Linked DNA regions of Homo sapiens: region 1 is linked to region 2. A link is a contact called in ENCODE Hi-C or POLR2A ChIA-PET data. All regions are on one chromosome and are shown on one strand. The core of a region is the stretch at or near the end of the contact, and the rest is flanking DNA. Distances in the headings are between cores, read along the strand shown. Region 1 overlaps UBAC2 (UBA domain containing 2). Region 2 overlaps CLYBL (citramalyl-CoA lyase).

What was found. Hi-C counts contacts between places; a loop is a spot of excess contacts on that map. ChIA-PET counts read pairs that join two places held with the same protein, here RNA polymerase II (POLR2A). Pooled maps may share reads with other maps.
Region 1: a loop to region 2 is called in a map of naive thymus-derived CD4-positive, alpha-beta T cell, with 8 times the contacts of the local background. The contact joins two enhancer-like sites. A Hi-C loop is called at or near these places in 2 of 168 maps with a recorded cell type or tissue (GM12878 and naive thymus-derived CD4-positive, alpha-beta T cell) and 9 of 50 pooled maps. POLR2A ChIA-PET finds 5 or more read pairs at or near these places in 4 of 52 experiments (CD4-positive, alpha-beta T cell, Panc1, activated CD4-positive, alpha-beta T cell and 1 more).

The regions. Positions count from the first base shown.
Region 1 is chr13:99,268,932-99,272,730 of GRCh38, reverse strand. The region is part of intron 4 of UBAC2 (UBA domain containing 2); the gene reads right to left. Among named protein-coding and RNA genes, the nearest start is that of GPR18, 12 kb to the right of the region's middle. Within about 2 kb of position 2,175, at least 2 of the 41 ENCODE cell types and tissues checked have a DNase peak (open chromatin) inside an H3K27ac peak, as active enhancers do.
Region 2 is chr13:99,655,549-99,659,319 of GRCh38, reverse strand. The region is part of intron 1 of CLYBL (citramalyl-CoA lyase); the gene reads right to left. Among named protein-coding and RNA genes, the nearest start is that of MIR4306, 14 kb to the right of the region's middle. RefSeq lists enhancers at 1-77, 958-1,007, 1,018-1,107, 3,008-3,771. Within about 2 kb of position 1,344, at least 29 of the 41 ENCODE cell types and tissues checked have a DNase peak (open chromatin) inside an H3K27ac peak, as active enhancers do.

The sequences.
Region 1 (3,799 bases), core at 926-3,425, 390 kb after region 2:
CATGAGGGTGGGGCCCCCATGATGAGATTAGTGCCCTTGTAAGAGGAGGAAGAGAGACCAAAGTGAGCTCTCTCAGCCATGTAAGGACACAGCAAGAGGGTGGCCATCTGCAAGTCAGGAAGACGGCAGGCCCTCACCAGAACTTGACCATGCCAACATCCTGATCTTGGACTTCTAGCCTCCAAAACTGTGAGAAAATAAATTTCTGTGTAAGCCACCCACTCTATGACAGCACGAGTTTACTAAGACACTCATATATCCTATGACCCTACATTCCTGCTCCTGGGTTTATATGCCAAAGAGAGTCTGTCACAGGCCCATGAGAATGGCTTAAGATTAAGGATATAGATAAAACAAGGTGGCCATGAGTTGATCAGTGTTGAAAGTGGGTGATGTTGAAACATGGGGTTCATTACAGTGTTCTCTCCTTTCTTATACATGCTTAAAAATTTCTCTAATGAACCCAGATATCAGAAACAAAGATAGAAATTAAAATATGGGCTGCTTTAGTGGCCCACAAGGCACTTGACCTAGATACAAGCCCCTGGAGTTGAGGGCTGGGATTTTTAGGTCTAGTAGAGCTAAAAGAGGTGACCTTAAGCAGCTCAAGGAAAGAGAGCTGGGACTGAGCCCAGACCATCAAAGATCACTGTCTTTTAGAGAGAAGACTAAAAATATTCCATTTATAGTCTGCTGAAACAACAAAGAAAGTTAGCTTACATTAAAAGCCTTGGAAACAAAAAGATCAAACAGTCCTAACAAAAAATTAAAATCTAAGGCCAACATCATACCTGAATTTGTGGCCTAGATTTACCCCCACTTGAATGGTCTGGGAGCTCTAAGGTAAGAAAATAATATAAAAGCTAATCCAGGCAACAAAAACCCCTCAGGACCCAGCAGTAGTAAACACAAAATCCCTCAACAGAGATACTTTTGTGAGCTGGGGGACATGGGGACTCGAAGAGCAAATGAAACCACTGAAAATGAGTTCACAATAAAAAATTAAAACTCTAAGAAACAACAGACTACCCTGAGGGAGAATTTGATAACCTGAGAAGCAGAAGTGAAAAACAATTTAAAAACTCTAAGTATGTATAAAATGATTAAGTGCTTTTTTAAAAAAGAATGGGAAACAATGAAAAGAAAGCACAGGCCAACATGACTTCATCTCCCAAAGCATCATGCAATGGCTCCCGAATGCCCTGATTAAAGGCCAAAATTAGTACAATGGCCTGACAGGACAGTGACCACTCTTACCTCCCTGGCCTCATCTCCTGCTATCTTCCCACACCCCATCCCCCCATCACTCTGCTCCAGCTGTCCACGTACGGGATGGTCCCATCTCCACCTGAGGGCCTTGGCACTGGCAGTCTCTGATATCTGGAATACTTTCCCCAATATCTCCACATAGCTCACACCTTGACCCCTTCAGGTCTTTGCTCAAATATTACCTGATTTCTGAAGCTTTTCCTTACTAGAATTATTAAAACTGCAATCCCACTCACACCCTGGCATTCCCTTCCCTAGTTTATTTAGTTTTGTACAACACAGATCATGATCTGGCATATATATATTACAAATTTTTATTTTGTTTACTGTCTTTTACCCTCAATTACAATGTACAGTCGATGAGGACAAAGATTTTGTCTGCTTTGATCAGTGCAGGATCCTCAGAGCCCAGAACAAGGCTTATCATAAAGTAGGTGCTCAACAAATAATTTAACAAGAGGAAAAGAGAATGCAAAAAGATTGGGGAAATCAGAAAAGAGCCGATTGCTCTTGTAAAATATGAGGTAGAATTCTCTCATTCATTCATGCATGCATAAATACCCAAACATTTACTAAGTGGCTACTTTATACAAGGAAGTGTCAAGCTATTCTCTTCCTCACTTTGGAAATTCTTTCTTCTCCTAAAACATGACTGAAATTGACTTCCTCCATAATTTACCATAAAAGATTAGCATATTTTCTAAGTTAATAAAAGTACGCAATGTACTGAAAATCATCTTTTACAGTTCAGCTTCCTGTTCCTTATTTTTATTCTTCTTCAGAACTCATGTGCATGTCCACACCATCAACCATCAATTTCTATCTAACTATGTTTCTAAGTACAAACTCTCGTTCCCTACTTACTTACTTTCTGGGTTTTGAAAATATTCTACTTGTTGTTGATACCACTATAATCTTGGACATTGATATAGAAATGTAAAAAGTAGTAATTAAAATCTAACACTTGATCTGTGCCCAAGAATTAGCTAAGGAGCATTATTTAGGAAGACAAAAGCTGATGACTATAAATGTGACCATAATATTCACCTCTGCTAAATTCCAATTATTTTCTTATTAACATTTACATACATGTGCATTCTAGTGAAAACAGTCTGTGGTTCATATAAGACTTCAAAGAGACACAAAATGGCAAACAATATTACCATATGCCCTTGATAAAAATATCTGCTTACAATTCTCTTTGATTAGCTCAATAATTTTCAGATAATGATTATTTTTTTCTTTAATGTTACTATTAGGGCCAAGTAGTGTGTTGCCTCACCTTACGTAGTTAAAATTTGGAACTGTGCTGAGCTGAGCCCATGAATAATCAGAACTAAAAATCATTCTTAGGTTTACATCATAGGAGTTTCACAATTGCTATACCAGTGGTGTTTAAAATACTTTATTGTGTTGTTTAGGAAAAATTAACACACATACACAATACCAGTTTTTAATTCTAACTACAGCACACGCCTTTATGAAATAGTCACAGGGTATCAAACTGTTAAAGGTGTTTGTATAAAGTATAATACCATTCTGTTATTTATTACAAAAATGTTTCACCATATGATCCCCATTTAATAACTTATTTTAGAGGAGTTAAAGCTTTTATCAAGTTCTATGTAACACTGCCATCTAGTGCAGTGTTACTGCAGGCAATGCCTACTGAACTGCTGAGCATGCTCATTTCAGAAAGGGGAAAACAGCTTTAACATGGAAGCTTACAGTCTAGATTGAAGTTCTGTAAGAATTCGTAGTAATAATATGAAAAATGTAATTTATTTTGAATATTTTATTTTATAAATGTTTCAAATATGTCACCCTACCAACTCATTATTTAGCTCTTACCTTAATGGTGTCAGGATTTTCTCATTCTATTCCTCTTTAAGTATTTATAAAGACTTTCTGGAAGTACGTACTTCAAAATTTAAAAATACCCCTTGCTTATAAGAAAGCAAAAAATCAATCACTTAGATTATATAGAAAAAATATCAAACCTCTTTGTATTACAGAATTTGAGAAATATAATAATAACTCTACATTGCAGTGAATTATGTCCTGGAACAAGTTCTGCTGTACCAGTACTAGGCTGCACAGAACATCCTGGGAAATGCGGTCCCTTGGCTGGACTCCAATTAATTTCTCTAGTTCTCTAAGCCTACTTATGAATCTCACAATAAAGAAGAGCACAGAATCAGAATATAGCTCATTTAAACCACAGAATGCTCACGGTTTAAAGGGATTTCATAGGCACTCCATTTGTGGTACCTACCAATGAGTGGACTTCCTGCAACACCCCTGCCTCGCACTCTCCCAGCCACAGCCTGAGTATCCTCAGTGTCAAATTCAGCAGCTCCCAAGGGAGATCACCTCATCTTGAGACAGTGAGTGCTGCAAAGTTACTCCTTATGCCAAGCCCAAAGCTATATCCCGTAGCATGTCCCCGTGGTCTTCATTCACCACAGGCCATTCCCCCCTTATTTAACTCCTCTTTCACTGGGCAGCCCTTTCAACAGTGGAAGACAGT
Region 2 (3,771 bases), core at 95-2,594:
CAAGTTAGGGCAATCACTGATTCTACAGTTTTTTAAATTGCACTCTCAGTTTGTTAGAGGAGAAATACACACACACACGCATATATATACATATATATATATACACACACACACACATAGCTTAGAGGATGATTTAGAAGAGGAATACTAATCCCCTCTCTGTCAGAAATTAAAATGCAAGGGTGAATAGCATGCAACTAAGTACCAGCAAAGAGTAAATATTGGTTATGTTTAGGAAAGAGCATAAAAACAGATGTGATATAAAGTTAGACCTTTCACTTCAAAAAATACTAAGCAACTAGTTCTTTGCCCCTGGGGGAAAAATCTCTTTTAATTATGTAAAAAGTGAAGAGACGGTAGTAGGATTCTTTACCTTTGAATACTAAATTAGGAAACAGCAGCATCAAAGGCAGGCTTGATCTGTTTTGCCTGAAAAATTAATAGGCTTTACAAGTCCTTTGCAATGGAGTCTAGGATTGCATAAAAAAAGAGGCTCTGGTGACACCAACAGTCCCAGGAACAAAATGCAGCTGTGGAGGCGGGTTGGGGGTTGGGAGAGGGTTTTTGTTGTTTGGTTTTGGGGGATTTTTTTTACTTTTCTTTAATCAAAATGGATAAACCCGGCTGCCGAAACTCCGCAGAGAACCTGCTCTGCCCGAGGCTTCCTCCCCACCCCACCTCCTTGTTCCTGTCCACACCCCGCCCCGCTGCCTGTGGCCGAGGCCTGTCGCCGGGCTGGAGGGCCTAGCTACCCCAACTCCGCGGTTTCAAAGCGCAGAGAGTTGAAAGGAGGGGAGGCCGGCGTGGGGGAGAGGGACACAGGAGGAAAGGCCTCAGTCAGAGTCCCCGGCAGCCTCGGGGTTTCGCGATGGTTCCCTCCTGGTCCCTCCTGGAAGTGGGAGGCGGACCCTGCGCTTTGCAGCAGAAACTTTCTGGGAGCCTGGAAGACTTGTCACCCAGTCCGCGGTCTCTCCAGCAGTGGGAGGAGCGCTGAAGGTGGTGATTACTATCGACAAACCTAAAATTCTTTCTCTTGAGAGCTCCCACACTATTCACCCCGAGTGGGCCTGCGGATGAAGCTGCTGGTGCCAAAAAGGGTAGGAGGGGGCGCCATGGCAGTCCCCTGCCGGCGGCCCCTTATGAAACCGGGCCGGTTGCTCTGCAGAGCGCACGCAGGCGGCCTTCTGCTCGCACATCGAACTGGCATCCTCGTCTTTTGTCCATGACGTCCCTGTGCCCCACTGCTGCAGCCGAGAGGGACCGCGGCACCAGCGGGCAGGGAGGGCTGGCGCGCCCCGCCAGGTCAATAGCAGGAAACTCCGAAGGCAGGGCGAGGAAGGCACGGGCTTGGGTTCTGCCCCGGACTGCGAGGAAACATGGAGACTCAGGGCGAGCAGCTCCTAAGGAAGCCGACTTGGCTTCTGTTCCTGGGAAAAGCGGATCAAGAAACTCGCTGAAGACCACTATTTACAGATGAGCCACAGCAGAGCTGCTTAATTCACTCAATAACAAACCTTAATTGCTCAAAACAAAGCAGCTAAGTCTCTTTAGAGTGCTTCAAAGGCCCTTCACATTGTAACTTGCAGTATAAAATGTATGCAATATTTCCAAAAAAGAAAAAAAATTCAGAATCAAGGATAAAGTTAGAACTTTACCTTAATCTTCTTTTAAAGAGTTTTTTTCCCCATCTCCCCCTCTAATTAGGTCAAAATTTAGATGTTATTATGATCTAACTACAATCTGTTTATTTTACTGCCTTTTTAAAAGAAAAGAGACATTTGTGCCTTAATCCTAAAAAGCCCCAAATCTGAATTTAAAAGAATAACATTATTGGACAATTATATGGAAAGTCAAGAAAGATTTTTGAAAGAACTATCAAAAGACAATATTTATATAGAATTCAAGCATTAGCGGTGAGCCTGACACAGCAAAACCATTGTATTTTCCACTAGTTTTGTTTTGCTCTATACAGCTGTGTTTTCACAGATGCAAAGCCATGTGTCTCCACCAAAAGGTTTAGCCCTCCCTTCAGATGTGAATGCGGATCAAAGGTTCAAACGCAGAAATACAAGATCCTTTTCCCTTTGGAACATGTTTTTATTTTTCTGCAGTGGCTGCAAACCAGAATTTCCATCTGTTGTCCTTCTGCAGTATACAGGTTAACCTTAACAGTGGGGCTCGGAGCACTGTTATCTCAGCTAAGAAGTGCACAGATGAAGCACGTCTGCATGTACCATCAGAGCAGCTCCCCAAGATGTCCACGCAGCTAAGACAGAATTGAACCAGGCAGGAGCAGAATCCATTTTAGTTGACATATAGAAATTAATTTTCATTTCTGTGCAACATCAGAACGGATGATGAATTTAAGATGGGGTTTTGCTTTCACACCACATGCACCTTGGTAAAGATAACATCAACCATGATTTCCTGTCTGTCCCTCCTCCTTCCTAGAGCCAGCAGTATGCAATAAGACATTTTGCATTTGAATCTCAGCTTGCTGAAAATTCTCTAACAACAGAAAATGATTTGATAAAACAACTCATTAATTTTAAGTATCTTACAATTTACCAACCCATAATTTTGAATGGAAATTTTAAAAAAATTTGTTACCTATTAATCCTTTTAATAACTCATCCTCTCAATTTCCATTTCTTTATCAAACATACCCTCAGAGTGACTGAGAGAGAAACAGGTTTCTCTATTACCTACTCTAAACATGGATTTACTGCCATGTAAACATTGGCTTAGGAGAACAGTAAAAATGCGGCAATGCAGCTAACAAGGTGGGAGGCTTTGAAGGTATTTCTGCCAGGTTTTTAAGGTCACTAAATGTTAAGAGAAAAATGAACTAGAGAGGAACATATATATATACCTATCTGTAGACGATCAAGAGAGGTTAGAGGGACAAATGGCGGGATGACAGATACAAAGCTTTGGCTAGTTCATGGGGAGATTTTACAGAAGCCCAAAGTGGAAAGTGCCGTGGACCCGACTGAACACCAATGTGTGAGTGCCATCTAGTGGTCTGCCTAGAACTGCACCCTGGTCTACTCCCTGACAAACACGCCACCCTAAGGTCTGGGGGTTCTCCACCCCATTTCTCCACCGCATCCTGGCTCATTCTATCACTCCCAACCCTTCTATCCGATTACTGTACCTTTTCTGCTCTAATTACAAATAAACTAAAAAGCCAAAAAGCCTCAGAAAACAAAGCAGGAAGAGTGATAATCTCAAAGGTGGGGGTGGGTCTGGAAAAAAGGAAAGTGGCCTCACAGGTCTCCCCGCGAGACTGTCACAGAGCTGTGCAGGAAGGCTTAAAAGGGCTGGCTCCAAGACAATAAGGAATCGTCTTGACCGCACCTGCGAACCAGACTAAATGAAAAGTGCGCCCTGCCGCCTACACATGCCCTCTCTGTCCTCAGTATGTTAACCTTTCTGGGGGGAAATAATTAACTCGATGACTGGGCAATGGTTCACTCATCAATATCTCTTCCTAGGTGCTCTGTAAAGAGTCAAGTCCAATGTGACGTAGGTGGAGCTAGTGTTCATGATGTCAGGCCATCCCTGCCATCTGACTCACGGGCACCCAGACAGGGCCACGTCATCAGCTGACACCAGGTCCCACAAGCAAGGCCCACACAGCTTCCCAGGCTTCAAATACTTGCTCTGATTGTCAGCTTCATGGCAGATCAAGCCACCAATGTGTTATTTAGTGGGATGAAAGAGGACGCCACCCCAGGCTCTGCCAAGCACACCCCCTAGTAGCGCCCC